Regions from separate parts of the Mus musculus genome. Here region 1 is linked to region 2. A link is a loop called in an ENCODE intact Hi-C map of the cell type or tissue named here. Cell type or tissue: gastrocnemius. All regions are shown on one strand. Each heading gives the region's core, and the rest is flanking DNA. Links, peaks and the distances in the headings are about the cores only. Region 1 overlaps Rap1gap2 (RAP1 GTPase activating protein 2). Region 2 overlaps Rap1gap2 (RAP1 GTPase activating protein 2).

What was found. Peaks named below come from ENCODE experiments on the same cell type or tissue, not always from the same donor. Only the 100,000 strongest peaks of a DNase experiment are listed, where the experiment ranks them.
Region 1: a loop joins it to region 2, with 4 times the contacts of the local background. A loop is called at or near these places in 7 of 42 quality-filtered maps.

What each region holds. Positions count from the first base shown.
Region 1 is chr11:74,391,363-74,399,692 of GRCm38, forward strand. Rap1gap2 (RAP1 GTPase activating protein 2) reads right to left here. Exons shown (of 25, transcript NM_001015046.3): 18 at 5,995-6,132; 19 at 4,417-4,535; 20 at 2,007-2,120; 21 at 1,683-1,800; 22 at 858-984. Among named protein-coding and RNA genes, the nearest start is that of Olfr412, 31 kb to the left of the region's middle. In gastrocnemius, for the core only: no CTCF peak of the experiment used is centred there; DNase peaks (open chromatin) are centred at 1,760, 2,370, 3,558 and 4,420.
Region 2 is chr11:74,462,396-74,470,725 of GRCm38, forward strand. All of the region lies in intron 3 of Rap1gap2 (RAP1 GTPase activating protein 2), which reads right to left. Among named protein-coding and RNA genes, the nearest start is that of Olfr412, 100 kb to the left of the region's middle. In gastrocnemius, for the core only: a CTCF peak has its summit at 3,484 (motif pointing left); DNase peaks (open chromatin) are centred at 475, 923, 3,510 and 5,993.

The DNA.
Region 1 (8,330 bases), core at 271-8,270, 71 kb before region 2:
CCCTTCCCCCACAGTGCCCACCTGGGTGAAAATCTGTCACATTGGGTACTAGATTGCCCCTGAGAGCCAACCCATTTCCTTTTTCTCCAACCTGGTACTTCCTACTCAGCTCACCTGTAGGTATCCGTAGAGACCCAGGCCCCTATACTCTCCCTAAGCCTGCACTATCAAACCAGTAAGCTCTATACCAGAGCACGCTCTGCCATGACCCTGCCTCCCCTAGGTGCCCACTGTGCCTCTGCAGGTGCCTCCTCCCCAGCTTCCACCGATTCTTTCTATACTCAGCATGCAGCTGCCAAATGGTCTTCCTCAGTGCCAGGCAGCTCTTCCAGAACCTTCCGTGGCATTTACCAACAATGCCCGAGTCCTCCCCAGGCCTCCTGGCAGGCCAGTCATGGTCCCCATAACCCCTGTCCTTTCTCACCTCTCCATCTCCATGACCCCACTGCCCTAAACCTCACACACACACACACAGAACACAGTCTCTCATTCCTCCAGCCCCCTCCACTGCCATTTCCTCTCACTGTCGGGTGCTCAGAATCACTGCTGTGGTAGCACTGGCCCTCGGTGGTAACAGGGTAGAGCAAGAAGTCAGTAGAGTGTACAGCCTTCTTAACTTCTCTACCGTGGGATCAACATGAAATCATTCAATCCTCTGAGCCTCTGTCTCCCCATATATACGAAGATAAGAAGATGATAGGAAGATGGGGTACCCTAGTGGAGGTAACGGGCCTGACAGCTTAGAAAAGGAGAAGTTGGCCCATCAAGCGTGCCTGGGGAACATGCCCTTAGGACTGCAGTCAGGACACAGCTCTGCCCTTCTAACTACATCACGCAGATCCTCACATGCTACTGACCTGTGGGACTCCGGCTCATGATGATGGGCGTGGCGGCAGCCCCCAGGCTGGGGCTCTCGCTGCTCGGGGATGGGCTGTAGGCAAACACCTCCTGCTTGAAGGGCGAGGTTGTGGATGGCTGGCTGCTCTGAGGAGAGAAACTGGGTGAGCATGGCCAGTGTATACCCAGCAGCCCTACAGCTGTCTTGAGATGGATCACGAAAGCCACTGCCTCCAACCTCTACGGCTCTTCTGCATCAGCCATGACTTCAGCCTTTCCCTGACCTCTTTCCTTTCGAGTTGGTGTCCCCCTGGCATAAGCAACCTCCACCACAGCTCTCAAGCATTCTGCTGAGACTCACTGCTCTCTGCTGAGACTCACTGCTCTCTGCTGAGACTCAGTGCTCTTCTTGGTAGCAACAGCTGCAGAGGCCACTCCTTCTCCATGGTATTCTTTTAAAGCAGAGTATGACCAGCTAGGCCCCTGTACTGGGTGTTTTGTGTGGCATTTTCTCATTAGTGATCAAGGGTGGGAGGGCCCCTTGTGGGTGGTGCCATCCCTGGGATGGTAGCCTTGGGTTCTATAAGAAAACAAGCTGAGCAAGCCAGGGGAAGCAAGCAGGTAAGTAAAATCCTTCTGTGGCCTCTGTATCAGCTCCTGCTTCCTGACCTGCTTGAGTTCCAGTCCTGACTTCCTTTGGTGATGAACAGCAATGCGGAAAGTGTAAGCTGAATAAACCCTTTCCTCCCCAACTTGCTTCTTGGTCCTGATGTTTGTGCAGGAATAGAAACCCTGACTAAGACAGCCTCAGAGTGCTGTTCTCTGGTTGACTGAGACTCGCTTACCCCACTGTCACACTCCTCCATGGCCTCGCCCTCCCCTGCTGTGCTGCTGAAGCTGCTGGTGCTGGAGGAGGAGCGGGAGATGTTGGCACGGCCATTCTCCTTCAACTTGATGAAGGGCCTGCAGAGAATTGGAGGCAAGGCAGATGGAGAGAGAGGCAGGTCCACCAGAAAACTGCGCTTGCCCAAGACAGCTCCCCCAGCCTCTGCTTGGTGGTCTTTGTGTTCCAGAGACTTCCAAAGTCAAGAACTGCCACCCCACCCCACCCCACCCCACCTGCCCCCCCCCCCCGCCAGCCTGCCTTTCCCAAAACCCAACTCCCTTACTTCTCTTTGTTGGGACAAATTTCTGGAGAGCTGGGATTTGACGAGGTCTCAGACTTTATCTCCTGAGAAGAGTGTCCGCCATCTGGGGTTTTGGGGGTGCTGGAGGCACTGTCACTGGGGAAGGAGAATAAAGAGAAGTGAAGCTGGAGGCCAGGAGCCTGCCCTTGTCCACCCTTGGCCTCAGTCAGAGCTCAGGCTGCGGGGGCCAGTACACAGAGGGTAGCCGCCTCTTCCCTCCAGACCTGAGCCTCTGAGATTACATAAGACAGCAGAGGTTTCTGCTCCCTACAACAAAGGCCAATTTGAATTCATGGTGACAGTCCAAGGCCACCAAACAGAGCTCCTGATGGCCTCCAGCCAAGTCTATCCCTCTCCCATGCTGCCCATCCCCCCCGGGCAGAGCTATGAATGGAGAGCCGGTCCCATAGTGAACTGAGCGGGGCCATTCAGAAATCAATGCAGTACCCTTGGATTCCTGAGAGGGACTGGGTAGGAGGGGGGGGGAGGGGGGGAGGGGGGACACATGCTGTAATGACCCTTGAGAAGATCCTACATATGACAAGCATCCCTGGGTGCTGGGAAGTGAAGGGATTCCCTAAGCCCAAGGATCCAAAAGCTTCCTTCTCCTGCCATTCAGCAAAGATCACAATTTACCCTGTACCAGGACCAGGACAGCTCTGTCCTCAATTCGCTTGTTTCTTCATTAGTATTTCTGAGCCCCAGGACCACTGATCTCTTTTTCTCTTTAAGCCTTGTTTGTGTACTTATTTATTGTCTATGTGTGTTCGCCTGCGTGTGTGTATGTGCACCACAGTGTACTCATGGGTCTGTAGCCAGCACTGGATCCCCTGGAACTAGAATTACACATGGTTGTGAGCCTCTGTGTGGATGCTAGGAACTGAACCACTGTCCTCTGCAAGAGCAGCCAGTGCTCTTAACTGCTGAGCCCTCTCGCCAGCCCTTCCGTGCACTTCTTGTAATAGCAGCATTAATGAGGCATAATGTACATGTCACATTTTTTAAGTGTTCATGGAATTGTGCAGCCATTGCCACAGTCTAATTTTAGAACATTTTAAGGCCTTTTAAAAAAAAGACTCTGGCTCATCTGCAATCACTGCCCACCCCCACCCCCACCCCTAACCTATTTATTTCTGTCTCTATGAACTCTGCCTAGTCTGGACATTCCACAGAAATGGGACTTGACAGCATACATGGTCTTCGCATCTGGATTCCACTACCTTAACACTTTCAAAGTCTTCCCTGGGCTGTAGCCTGCATCGGCATCTCAGTGCTTGTTATTTGTACATTTTGTGGGTATACTCAGCTCATCTTGCTTATCTAGTCATCGGATGACAGGCCCTTCGATTGTTCCCACTACGAGCTACCGTGAATAATGCTACAATTAATAAATATGTGTTGGTGTTGTGGGCAACTGCTTTCAATTCTCATGGTCTCGTACGTACATACCAACGGGTGGGATTGCGGGGTCTGATGGGAACTCTATGTTTAGCCCTTGGAGGGCTGCCACACTGGTTTCAGAGCAGATGCACTATCTCACATCCCCACCAGCAATGTACAAATGTGCCAGTATCTCCGCATCCTCCATAACACGTGCTATCTACCTTTGCAATCACAGGCACCCTAGAGGTGTCGATGACCTATATAAACTCTGTGTGTGTGTGTGTGTGTGTGTGTGTGTGTAGGTGTGGAGTGGGGGGGAAGGCCTATGCATGTGTGCACAGTGCTTTCAACTGCCTGTGCCTATGGAGGTCAGAAGTCACCACGAGGTGTGCCCGCCACAGCTTTCCTCCTCATTTTCTAAGGCAATCCCTCACTGACCCTTGAACTCACTGATTAACCAGAAAGCCCCAGGGACTCTCCTGTCACCACACCTGGCTTTTTATAAGGATGCTAGGGATCCAAACCCAAGTCCTCATACATGACCAGCAACATTAACCACTGAGCCACTTTCCCATCCCTCCATGCACTTTAGTGAGGTGACTAGTGACCTCCTGACCGTCAAACCACAGGGTTGGGTCACTACAATGAACTTCCCTCCTAGCTTTGGAAACCCCACACACACACACACACACACCATGCAGTCTTCCCAATTGTGCTTGCCAGGAGACCTTCTACTTGTCTGAGTACACTGGGGCTCTGTGCACTCTCTCTGAGCAGTCATAGAAATCTATTCAGTTTCTTTGCATCAGAAACTCTGATCGCTGCCCAGTCAGGACCTCTCTCCTAAACACAAGGAACAGGACATGCAGGCACCTGAAGTGAGGCCGAGGTTCAGGGGAAGCCTGACACTAGGAAAACCTGTGCCCATGCGTGGGCACCTGACAGTTATCAAGGAGAAGAGAGCTGACTGGCCTCACAGCTGGGCTGGCATCCAGGACCTGACAGTTACCATCGTGTCCGGCTGTCTCCCTGGCCTTCAGAGCCCGAGTGCAGGCGGGGGAAGAGTCCCGACCGCCGCTTGATGGGGCTCCGTGACTGGTTCTTCGCGGTTGCTGCGGCCACTGGAGGCTGACGATAAAACCGCCACAGTGAGTGCACACGCCCACCCGGTTCTTCCCACCCCTTCTCTGATCTTCACATGAATCCTTGTCTTGTGAGACCGGAGAAACCAGCAAAGAGCTCAGACCCCGGCACTTGGGCCACTCACGGCCTCTTTCCTGCTCTTAAACCAAGCCTGTGCCGGCAGGTAATGGTCCAACAGAGCCTAGAGCACTTGAAGGATCACCATAGTGGGGCCAGATGCTGAGCTGGTTGAGATGATTTAAATCACAGATTGAAACATCTAGAGGTCCCCTGGATAGTCCAGCGTCAACCTTTCACCTCACTAATTAGAAAGCCGAGGACCAGGAGACAGGGATGTGTCAAGGTCAGCTAGCAATAAGGACCCAGGGCTCCTGAGTTTCCATCATTGCTCGTGAATAAATGGGTATCAATGGACCCAGGCAGGAGTTACAGCAACAGACCAATGAGAGCAGCTGAGCTGAGTCCGGATGCACTGATGGGCAGTCTCCGGTCTCCGGGGAGGAGGGGGACACAGAGGTGAAGGTCTGAGCAAGAAGCCATGGAGCCTGCTAGGTTTCTAACCCCAGCCTCAATGCCCATTATGTGCTGTGCCACTCTGGGAGAATGGTCAGACTCTCTGGGCCTCAGTTTCCCCATCCTCTGCCGCTAACATGACCTTCTGGGAGAAACAAGGTGATATATGTGAAAATATTAGGTAAATCAAGCCATTGCTCAAAAGGCTGTTTATAATAGAAGTCAACACCTTGGTGAGTCTATTCTGTTACTTAATTTTTTTTTCAAAGAAAATTCCACTCTATACAAATCAAAAGCCACTTGCCTTATTAATGGCTGACTATGTGGTTCCCTCCCCTTGTGTGAGTCAAGAGGCCTGAGCTCACAGACCCACAAGGCTGGCTCTCCCCAAGAACTGAACACACAGTAATGAAGAGGCTAAGTTTTCTATCAGGAGGTCCTGCATTCAAAACCCAGACCTTCATCTTAGCTGGGTGACTTTTAGTCAGTTACCTAACCTCTCTGAGCCTCCTTTTCCTAAAGTCAGGAACAGAGAGTGCTCCTGTGTCTACACAGACAACCGTGACAGGGATCAGGTAGGATCTTGGATATCAGTCGCCAGCTCAGTGCCTGGTACAGAGCAAGCTGGTGTGGTCACTGTTACCATCATCAATAATTAGGGTCTACCTCATGAGTCCCCAAGCTCAGTTCTTAAGAAAACTCAGAGAACAATTCATGGTACAAGCCAACCCCAGGGGCGACCTGGCCTAGAAGTACCACAGAGCCACTGTCATCAAGCAGAGGTTGGCTCACCTCCTCAGCAGCTTCAGTGTTCCCCAGCCCATCAACCAGCTTGCCCTGCTAAAGTTGCCTAGCCCAAACCTGGCATGGGATACACCCTTCCTCCCTCCTCCTCTTCCCCCACATGCTGGCTCAGTGTGAAAACACTCACCGAGAAGGTGGTCTTGGTGACCTCCATGCTGTTGTGGACAATGCCCCCGCTGAGGCTGCCAGGGAGGTTCCCGCCATGCAGCTTCCTCTGGCTACCCACCATGGTCTCCATGGAATGGCTGCGCACACGGATGGCCCTCTGTGAAGTGTGAGAAAGGTCTGAAAGTCAGAACCTGGTACTACTGGATGACACTCTGCCCTGGGCTCAAGTGTACACGCATGCACACACACACGAGCAATGAATGTACACACTGTTACAGAAGTCCACGCCTCAGTAATTGGTGTCTACAGAGATCTCTAAATTCTCTCAAGGCAGGGTCTGAGGGCTCAGTGCTGCAAGGTGGGCCAACCTGCTATCCTCGTCTTATGGGGAGAGGAAGCAAGTCCTGCAGCTCAGCAAACCTCAATGACACTGTCCAGTGAGCAACTCTACCTCTCTGAGTTATGGCTTCATTGTCTATAAAATGGGTGTGTCACAATTCCATAAAGGATGGGGGCTAAACACAGGTGCTGAACACTAACTCCTTTTTATTCTGGTGTGTGTGTGTGTGTGTGTGTGTGTGTGTGTGTGTGTGTTGTCTGTCACTGAGGAAAAGACCTAAGATCTCGTTCATGCTGGGTAAGAGCTCTACCACTGAGCTACCACGTCCTCAACCACACATCAGCTCTGTGTTCACAAAGCTAAGCTTCCTCCTAAGTGTGTACTGGACTTCCCTCCCCACTGTGACCACAGGTGTGACTTGTGCAGCTCCATCCACCCTTGATGTAGAACCCTGTAACAAGTTCCTGCTCATCTCTGACCCAAAGCTGCAACTTACCATCCCTTGGACTTAGAGAGCTGAAGTTATACTTTCCAGATCAACACTACAGATCTGCATGGCTGTTCAAAGAGGTATGTGCTCAGACTGGGCACACAAAGGAGCTCCTATGGGTACAGAACCTTGTGTTCACTTATAGCTTGCAAAAAAGCAAAATGTGGGGCAGGTTGGGTGGGTACTGGCCAGCTGTTAAGTGTCTGGCCAATGACAACCAGGACAGTCAGGTTTGTCATGGTGCATGAGAAAATGAGAATAACTGAGCCATAGAAACGGTGACTGGACCCCTAGAAGAGCTGGACCTGGGGTGACAATCCCTCCTCAGACTTCTCTAGAGTGCAATACTGCTTCTGATGCTTAGAACTCAGCTCCAACTACGGCAGGACTTCCAACCAACAAAGTGCTCCAGGATCCTGGCTCCCTGGGATAACACTCTGTTTTGCTTCCATAGTGTTTGAAGTGTAAGTACATTTCAGAGGTTTTCTCCAGTGGCCCCAAGCCCTTACATCATTGCCCTCTGGTCATCTATCTAGTTTCTCAATAAGATGGCTGGACAACACAACTTAGTGGTAGAAAGCACAAAAGTGTTAGACGCTGCTGCCAGGAGTCATGCCTGGGCTCCCTGCTGTGCCCCGTTAGCTGAGAACCCTGCAGGTTGCTAAGCTTCTTTGAGACTTATGTGCAATGGGACAGGGTGTGTCAACACAAGGAGTAGCCTTGAGAGCCTATAAAGCTCTTAAAGGAGAGGCCAGCACATCACACGTGCAGCATCTCATGGTATTGATATTAAGCACAGTGTGCTTGCTGTGTGCTCAGCACCACGCCAGGAACAAGAACTGCAGTACTGAGGCCAAAGGGGTAATGCATCCAAGAGTGCTCAAAACACACTTCTAAGAGGAGGCTAATAATGCAAGACCCAGGGTCTATGATGACGGTCTCTTTGTATCAGTTGTTCTGGGGCCTAAAGAGCAAAGGCTCCTGGATACCTGTACTATTAGTGACTCAAGTACAGGTACCAAACTCCAACTGGCAGATCTCTTGCTGGCAGGACCAACATGCATTCCAATGTCTCCTCCTCCTCCTCCTCCTCCTCCTCCTCCTCCTCCTCCTCCCTGGGATACAAAGTACTCAGGCTCAATCTAAAGCACTAATTTAACTTATCCCTTACTAGAGAAGCTGGAGGGATGTCTGCTGATGGCTTTGGGGAAAGCATCTGAAAGCACTGAAGCCATCGGGGAGACCAAACCTGATGACAAAGCTGGAGAGGCCAGTACCACATGGAAGGAAAAGGGAAAGAACACACGTGCTTTGACCAGCTGTGCCAGAGTCACCTGGACTTCTTGCTACAGCAATTAGTAGATTTTCCTCACCATGGTGTGAGCCTGTCAAGACAGAGTAGTCTCAGAACTTGGCACCAGCCAACATATATGGACTAAGCTGAAGCCGGTGTACCCTTACAGCTGGACTCAGGCCTGTGCATTACCCCTAAGGAATGTCTCTGGAGGAAGAGCGAAGCCCCTTG
Region 2 (8,330 bases), core at 125-8,124:
GCCCCACTTTTCAGGATGCAGCTGGGTTCCAGTTACCAAGCCGCCCAGTGCTGGTTGAGGTGCAGGCATCAGCACTGTAGAGAGTCTCCTGGCCTTGATGTCCTCTGGCAGAGCCCTTGGTCTTGATCTAGTGTGTGGCCTGAAATTTCCAGTTTTCCCCACATGAAACTCAGCTTCAAGAAAAACAGCTATAAAGATCCCTTGAGGTCACTGGAGACAAACCTTGTTGAGTCTCTGTCAGCGGGGGAACTGGTGGGTTCAGCAGACAGGGAGATAAAGAGGGACACGTGTGACTTTGACCTCACAGAGACCTCAGGGTTGCATGAGGCTTCCTGCTGAAAGGAAGAAGAGAGGGAACAGACCCCAGAGATGAAAGGGTGAAGCCACGGGCCTTCCAGAAAAGCTTCCTTGGCCCTGGAAGACACAGATGGCAAGGGCTGCCTCCTGACAGCCTGGTGGGGAGTCCAGTCATGTGACAGGCCTGCCTTCACACTTCCCTCTCCCATTCCTTCTCTGTCCCTGACCCCTGCTCACTTTCTGGTTGGCACTTCCTGCATGGCACACTTGGGACTCTGGAGTAGGAACCAGTCAGCAAGACTTTCTGTCTAGCATCCATTCTCTCCCATTCACAGACAAGTTTGGGACCACAGGTGCTGACCATGATGGTTCAGTATGAGCCCCCTCCTCCCCAGCACTGGCCTGGACTTGTGCCCAGAGAGAAATGAAGAGAATTCTGTGTATTGTCACCCAGACCGAACTCACCACGGTGAGATGTGGCACCTGGCCTGACCCAGAGCTCCTGTTTCCCTCTCACTAGCTAGCTGTCCCTGCCTGAACATCCTTCCATCTCCTGCCCCTGAGGAGTCTTCTTGGGGAACTAGGAATTTGGCTACCTACCAGAGAGGATTTCTGAGTCCTGCCAGTAACTTGGCTGTGAACCCCAGCTCGGCACACTAGTCCCCAGCATGCGGGGTCTTCTAGACCATCGCATAACTCATGGCCAGGGTTGCCAAAAAGGACCCAACCTCACACTGGTCAAATGTTAGGAACTGAATCTCCAGACTGCTGCCTACATTCCCTGGTGGACCTCTGCTCTCCAGTGCCTCACTTCCCACTCTCCTGCAGGGAAGCTGTTGTTGTCCCCTGAGGGACCATTAGGTGCCTGTCACCAGCAGCAGACCAGTACTGCCCAGCACCATCCTGCCTTGGTGACCTCTGCTGCCCAGCCTCTGCTTCAAAGTGAAGAACAAGGCACCTATCCACTACCCGGGCCAGCACCGTCAGTCAGTAGTGAGTGCAGGTTTGAGGATAGTTCTGGAAGAATCTCAATGATCTAGGCTCTTCTTCTGAACACCTTCCTGCACCTGGGACAACAGAGTCCTGGGATTTTACCGGAGCTTGGTTCTCACCATGCACACAGTAGGTGCACAACAAACGTGCTGCTGGGGCTGAACACTGAGTTGATTGATTGGTTTTGCAGCCGCAGGTTGAGATATCAGATATCCCGCATATCAGCTTGTTACATTACAATTTATAACAGTGGCAAAATCACACTTATGAAGTAGAAATGGAAATAATTTCACGGTTGGAGGTCACCACAACATGAGGAACTGTTTTAAAGGGTCACAGCAATAGGAAGGTTGAGAAGCAATGGTTTAGAGCAAAGAGGGAGAGTGGGAAAAGGCTCATTTAAAAAAGGGGTGGGGTGCATGACTCTTCTGATGTGCACAGGACATGTCATCTGAGTCATCCCCACCGGTCCTGGCCACCATTAAAAGATTCCCCAGCCTTCTGTCACCAGAGAGCCATGGCAGAGGGAGGCTGGGGTGGGGGTGGGGGTTGGGGGGGGCCTCAGCCTCCCCACCAGCTGGGAGCTTCGCTTCAGGTTAACCTGCAGGAAGGGAGAACATCTGCAAATTGCATGTTCGCTTCTTTTCCATGTTCTAGTTAATGATTACCTAAATAAGTACTTCAGTCCCTCAGCTCCAGCAGACTAATTATACATGTACAGTACATGGAGACTTTGACGCTAGACAGCTCTCCCTTCCATAAACCATATGTCAAATAACATGAGTGCCTTCCCTGGTTTTCCAGCTGGGGCTGATAAATGGGGTGCTGGGGCAAATGAAGACCCCAACTTGGTTTATGGGAGGAACGGTGGACTGTCCATTCCAGGCCCAGAGGTCCCTGTTTGGGGAAATCATTTGGCTGAAAAATGCATTCACAGTGCAGAGTCCCAGGATATCCACCCCCAGACGCCCCAAACACTGGGCTGGCATAACAGAGTGCTACCCAAAACATTTGCATTCAAGTCCACCCCCACGCCCCACACACGCAGTAAACACTCACTCATTGCAAACACACACCCAGTCCCTCTGAGGTTTATGGGCCCCAAAGACAAGGAAAAAGAGATCAGCTGCACACGCCTGCCCATCATAAACAGTTGTCATCCGCATCAGTTCCACTCTGTCTCCCCAGATGACCCAGGCTCAGGATCACGGACAACAGAGGAGGGTCTCAGAGCAAGGGAACATGAAGGCAGTCCCTTATCCTTTTGCTCACAACCCAACACCTTGCTAACCAAAGTAATGGCTGTATCCAGCTCATGTGTCAGAGATGTTAAGGAGCCCTGGTCCTAAGGGTGTAAGCCACCTTGCGGATCTGGGACTCAAGGTTTTCAAGCAGGGCTAGACTGAAACAGTGGACCAGCCAGCAAAGCAAAGCAAAAAGTGAGGCCCATCAGACATCCTTGCCCTGACTGAGGAAGCTGTGTTGGCTCAGGTATGGTATAAGAGAGCTGAATAGTGAGTCTGGAGTGGGTCTACCCAGCCGACACAGTACGCAGCTGAGCAGCTCAGGACCTCTCCCCTAGCCACAAAACTACCTTGTCGTTGATGGTGTTGGCTACAAGGGGGAGTCACAGGGAAGAAGCAACCCACAGGTCAAAGAAGTTCCAGGTCACCTCCTAGCCATTCAGCATGTGAGGCCCAGACAGTGGATTGCCCAGCACCCAGCAAGCAGATCCATCCAAGTGTTCCAGCTTTCCTCAATCTTACCTGTGTTCCCAGGGCCTTTAGGCTCCCTAAGGAGCAGGTGCCCTGGACCCAAGGCACAGACCCAACTTCATTGCTTTTGTTTGTTCTTTAGATTTTGTTTTGTTTTGTTTTGTTTTTAAACAGTGTCATTCTGGAGCCCAGACTGGCCTTGAACTTCCAATCCTCCTGCCTCAGTCTCCCAAGTACAGGCATTACAGGTGAATACCACCATCCTGAGCCATTTTCATTAAATCAAAGAGTCCTTTGACAAGTGGTACCCTGTGAGTAACTAGTCCGACAGGACCACCAGGAATGTGAACACCTTGACTTTGTTCTCAAAGGCCTAAAGGTGGGGATGTGGTTGCTAGGGCAGGGAGGGATACAGGTGAGCTCAGCAGGGCACACGGTGAAATCTACAGAGCGCCATCTCCTGGAGCTGGCAGGCAGCGCAAGTCAAACACCTCTAGAAAGCAGAGCACCTGGGTGCCAAGGGAGCCCTCTGTCTTCAGCGGGCAGAGCAGGCACTGGGCTTGGCACTTGGGAGACACACTTCCTTTTAGGGTGGGTGGAGTCTCAGGCCTGGCCACCTCGGTGGAATTCCACACACCTCACACCTTCTGTGACAACCTTCCTGTCTCCTTTGGCCGACCCATCTAGCTCTCTCCCTCCCCCTCACCTGCCACCAGCCCATTCCATTGACTTGACCTCTCTAACATAACGACCATCCACTCCTTCTTGACACCTCCACTGACTGCACAGGTCCAAGGTCCTGGATTCTAGTGGCAGCTTCTCACGAAGCCTTCCTCCTCCCACATCTGCGGATCGATAATTCATTCTGCACACACGGCTGCCAGATGTAGATCACATCTCTCTGTTAATTAAACTCAAACCCCTGGCCCAGGGAGACGGCTCAGCCTGTAAAGACTTGCAACCAAGCCTGATGACCTGAGTTCCATCTCTAAGCCCCACACGATAGGAGAGAGCCAGTCCCACAAGCTGTGCTCTGACGGCAACACACACACACACAAAATATTAACCAAAACATATTTCTTAAGAATCCAAACTCAAACCCCTGGCCCAGGGAGACGGCTCAGCGGTTAAGAGCACTGTGTGCTCTTCCAGAGAGTCTGGATTCAATTCCCAGCACCCACATGGCAGCTCACAACTGTCTGTAACTCCGTTTCCAGGGGATTCAACACCCTCACACAGACATGCATGCAGTCAGACCACCAGTATACATAAAAGAAATAAATTATTTTTTAAAATATCCAAACCTACTCCCAGGATCCACATGTGTGCTGCCGCCTCTCCACCCTCCCCTGTGTAGTACACCCCTGCAGCCATGATTCCTGTCTGCTCCTGGGGAGCAGGCGCTTGCCTGTCCACGTACTTTGCATTTATTATCCCCAGGATCTAGACATACTCTTCCTGCCCTTCACAAAGCCCTTCCTTCTCTGCTAGGCACAGCTTGCCTGTCACCTTCCTGTAGACTCTTCCCAAGCCCCAAACACATTTGCCTTTCCCATTTGTGCTGGTTAGATTTTGTCAACTTGATTCAATCCTAGAGTCATTTTGGAAGAGGGAATCTCAGTTGAAAAAAATATCCTCCACCACCAGATTGCCCCGTGGGCAAGCCTATGGTACCTCTCCTTGATTGATGACTGATGTGGTAGGGCCCAATTCACTGAGTGGTGTCCTGGGTGCGAGATAAGAAAGCAGGCTGAGCAAGCCATGAGAAGCAGACCAGTAAGCAGCACTCCTCTATGGCCTCAGCTCCTGCCTCCAGGTTCCTGCCCTGTGTGAGTTCTGCACTGACTTCCTTCAGTGATGGTTTGTTACTGGGAGTGTGAGACAACATGAGTCCTTTCCTCCCCCCAGGTTGCTTTTAGTCACAGTATTTTATCACAGCAATAGAAACCCTAATATGCCACTCTTAAAGTCATCCATTCCAAAATACAATGCATGGCTCTCCATCAGAGCACGGAGGAGCAGCAACAGGTGCCGGCTTTCTGTTCACAGTGTCTCTCTGTCTAGGAGTCGGGCATATGGGGATAAGAACTGTATCTGCTCTGTTTCCTGCTGTGTGTGTCCCCAGGCCCTAGGCAGAACTCACCCGTGAGAAACATTCGACGACACTGTAAAGTGAATTTGGGGATCCTCCTAACACCCTGTGGTGTGTGAGGAGCTGAAACCGCACTAGAGGCGTGCATGGAATGCTGGGTAGGGGGAGCAGCTTCCCAGCTGTGCCTGGAGAAGGGCTATGGGTGGGGAGAAGATTCTGAGCCACGGGTAAGAGGCTTGTACGAGCAAGAAAAAAAAAAAAAATCACACGACTTGCTCCTGACCTCCAGTGCTGGATCCATGTGATCCCTTCCTGTCAGGAAGACCTAACGGGCCAGGTGCTTCTTAGACACCCGAAGCGGCTGTGTGAACCTGTGGAAGAGGTGGCCTACTTTCCCACTGCACATATGGACTGCCTGCTCACTCCCTAACTCTTCTATCAGGACCCCAGCTTTGAGGAACCCTTGAACTACCTCAGAAAGAAATGAGGCTGCAGGGAAGCCAGCCATATTACACCTGGAATCCCACCTTCAAATTGAGATTCAACCAATTTAGTGAAAAGTCTCCATTTACAGGAGGTCCCATGGAAAGAGTCATGGGTGCCCTTTGAGTGACCTAGGAAAGGGCTCTTCTCTGAAAAGGAGCCTTTCCTCTCAAATGGACACCACCTGTGACAGGACATGGCCTTGCTAGGTTTTCATCCTCTGGAATACCCTCTGAAGGACAGGTCTGCACCAGCCAGCCCAGGCCTCCCAGGAATCTGCTCAGAATGATCCAAGATAGTGACAAGCCCACCCCCACCCTGTCCCTCACAACAGCTGACAGGCAATTCCCAGAAGAGACCATCTGGGTCTCAGGGCAGAGCCCCGCCCGCAAGGAGTGGGGAGAATTAGAGATTATCAGTGGGCTGGAAGGCCCCGCTGGAGTGTTTGCCAGGACACAATATTGAATTTTAAACATGTGTGCCTGTTCTCTCTCCCCACTGGAGCCTCCGGTAGCCTGGCAACGCTATCTGACCTGGAGGACCAGGAGGGGGAGTTTCCACACCAGGCAGGTCACCTGGGGTTATCTACGCACAATGAGTTGCCTCCCACCCTCAGCCTAATGACCCCAGGCCCACACACAGATGCCCACTCCACTAACATAGAGATGACAAGGGTCTAGGAAGCACATTTGTGCTGTGGTTAGAATAAGGCAGAAAACAGATTTATAGGGGATTAGGTGTCATTATCTACCTATGAGCAGACTGCTAAATTGTAAGACAGTGATCTGAATGTGCAGCAAGAAAAATTCAAGCTAGATCAGAGGAGGATGACAGTGTGTGACTGGAGGCAAGCAATGGCACTTTAAAGAAAAGGTTAGACAAAGGCTGGGGTTGCTTATAATCCCAGCATCCAAGAAGCTAAGAAGGAATAACCATGAGTTTCAGGCTAGCTTGGGCAATAAGCAAAATCCAGGCCAGCCTCCAAAATATGACAAGACAGAAGAAAGAAGAAAGAGGAGGAAGGAGAGGGGGAGGGGGAAGGAGGAGGAGGAGGGGAAGGGGAAGAAGGGGAAGAAGAGGAAGGGGAAGAAGGGGAAAAGGGGGGAGAAGGGGAAAAGGTGGAAGAAGGGGAAGGGGAGGAAGGGGAAGAAGGGGAAGGGAAAGAAGAAGAAGAGGAGGAGGAGGAAGAAATAATGAGGAAGGGGTACAGCTCTTTTTAGTGAGGGCTTGGCTAGCACTCCTCAAGCCCTGGGTTCAATGTCCAGGAACTCCAGTGGCACATAGCCAGACATGATAGTGCACATCTGTAATCCCAGCACTTGAGAGGCAAGTTTGAGGCCAGGCTAGGCTACATGAAACTGTCTCCCCAAAATGTCCATTCATAGTGAATGATTTTAATCCCAGCACTTAGGAGACAGAGATAGGCAGATCTATAAGTTTGAGTCCAGTCTGAGCTACATATTGAGTTCCAGGCTAACCAGTGCTACATAGTGAAAGCCTGTTTCAAAAAAAAAAACAAAAACAAAAACAAAAACAAAATCTAAACAAATGAAAAAATTTGACAAGCCTCTGTTATAGCTGAGGAAATAAAGCATTCTCATCCTCTCTCTCTCTCTCTCTCTCTCTCTCTCTCTCTCTCTCTCTCTGTGTGTGTGTGTGTGTGTGTGTGTGTGTGTGTCTGTGTCTGTGTGTCTGTGTGTGTGTATGTGTGTGTGTGTCTGTGTGATTTGCAAGTTTGCTAACTGAACATTACAAAGCAATCATAGGACTGGAAAATGGCTCTGTGGTTAAGAGCGCTTTGTGCTTTTGCAGAGGACTTGGGTTTGATTCCCAGCACCCACAAGATGACTCCCAATCACCTGTAACTCAGGTTTCAGGGGATCCAACCAATGCCCTCTTCTGACTTCTTTGGGCACCAGAAATGTACATGGTATATGGACATATATGCAGGCAAAACACTCATACACATAAATTAAAATAAATAAATATTCAAACGCTATTTTTAAATGGGGGTCATGTCTCAACTCTAACATGACAACAGGTTATGTAGCCTTCTTTCCTCTGTAGAAAAACATGGAGAACATTCAATGAACCTCCAACCCCAAGGCTATACAATCAAGGTAAGGGCATGTGAGAACTCACCAGTTACAGGTTCACAAAATAATGAAACCCGAATGGAGGCGCCTCAGTCACAAGGCCATGGAATCTTTCAGAGTCATAAGCTGGTGTGGTTCCCTGTCTTACATATGAGGAGGCAAGGCCTGAACAAGACCTGGCCTCCACCTTTGAACCATAAGAACAACCCATCTGTTCCTCAGAGATGCCCTCATCCTGATTCCCAGAACTACAGATGTGTAAGCTCACACCGCCATGAGTGTTGCTGTCACAGATAGGTTCCAGGCTGCTGTGACTGACCCTGACATGGGAGGAGAAGCAGCGTGACCCAGGTGGGCACAACGTCATCAGGAAAGGAAACCAGCAGGGGCAGGGTAGTAGCATGAGAAGAAGGAATTGGCTCAGAGTCACTAGCTCTGGAAACAAAGCAAGGGAGATACCAAGGCACAGAGGCGGCCTACCAAAAGCTGGATGGGGCTAGGACATGGGTCCTCTCAAAACCACCACGGGGAATGCAACTTCCAGTAATAACCAGGGGATAGGGTGTTTTAGAAATAGGGAGTGACAAACCTGTGCTGTCTTCAGACCCTGAGCCGTGGCCACTTGTTACAGCAGCCAGAAGAAGCTGACAGGCC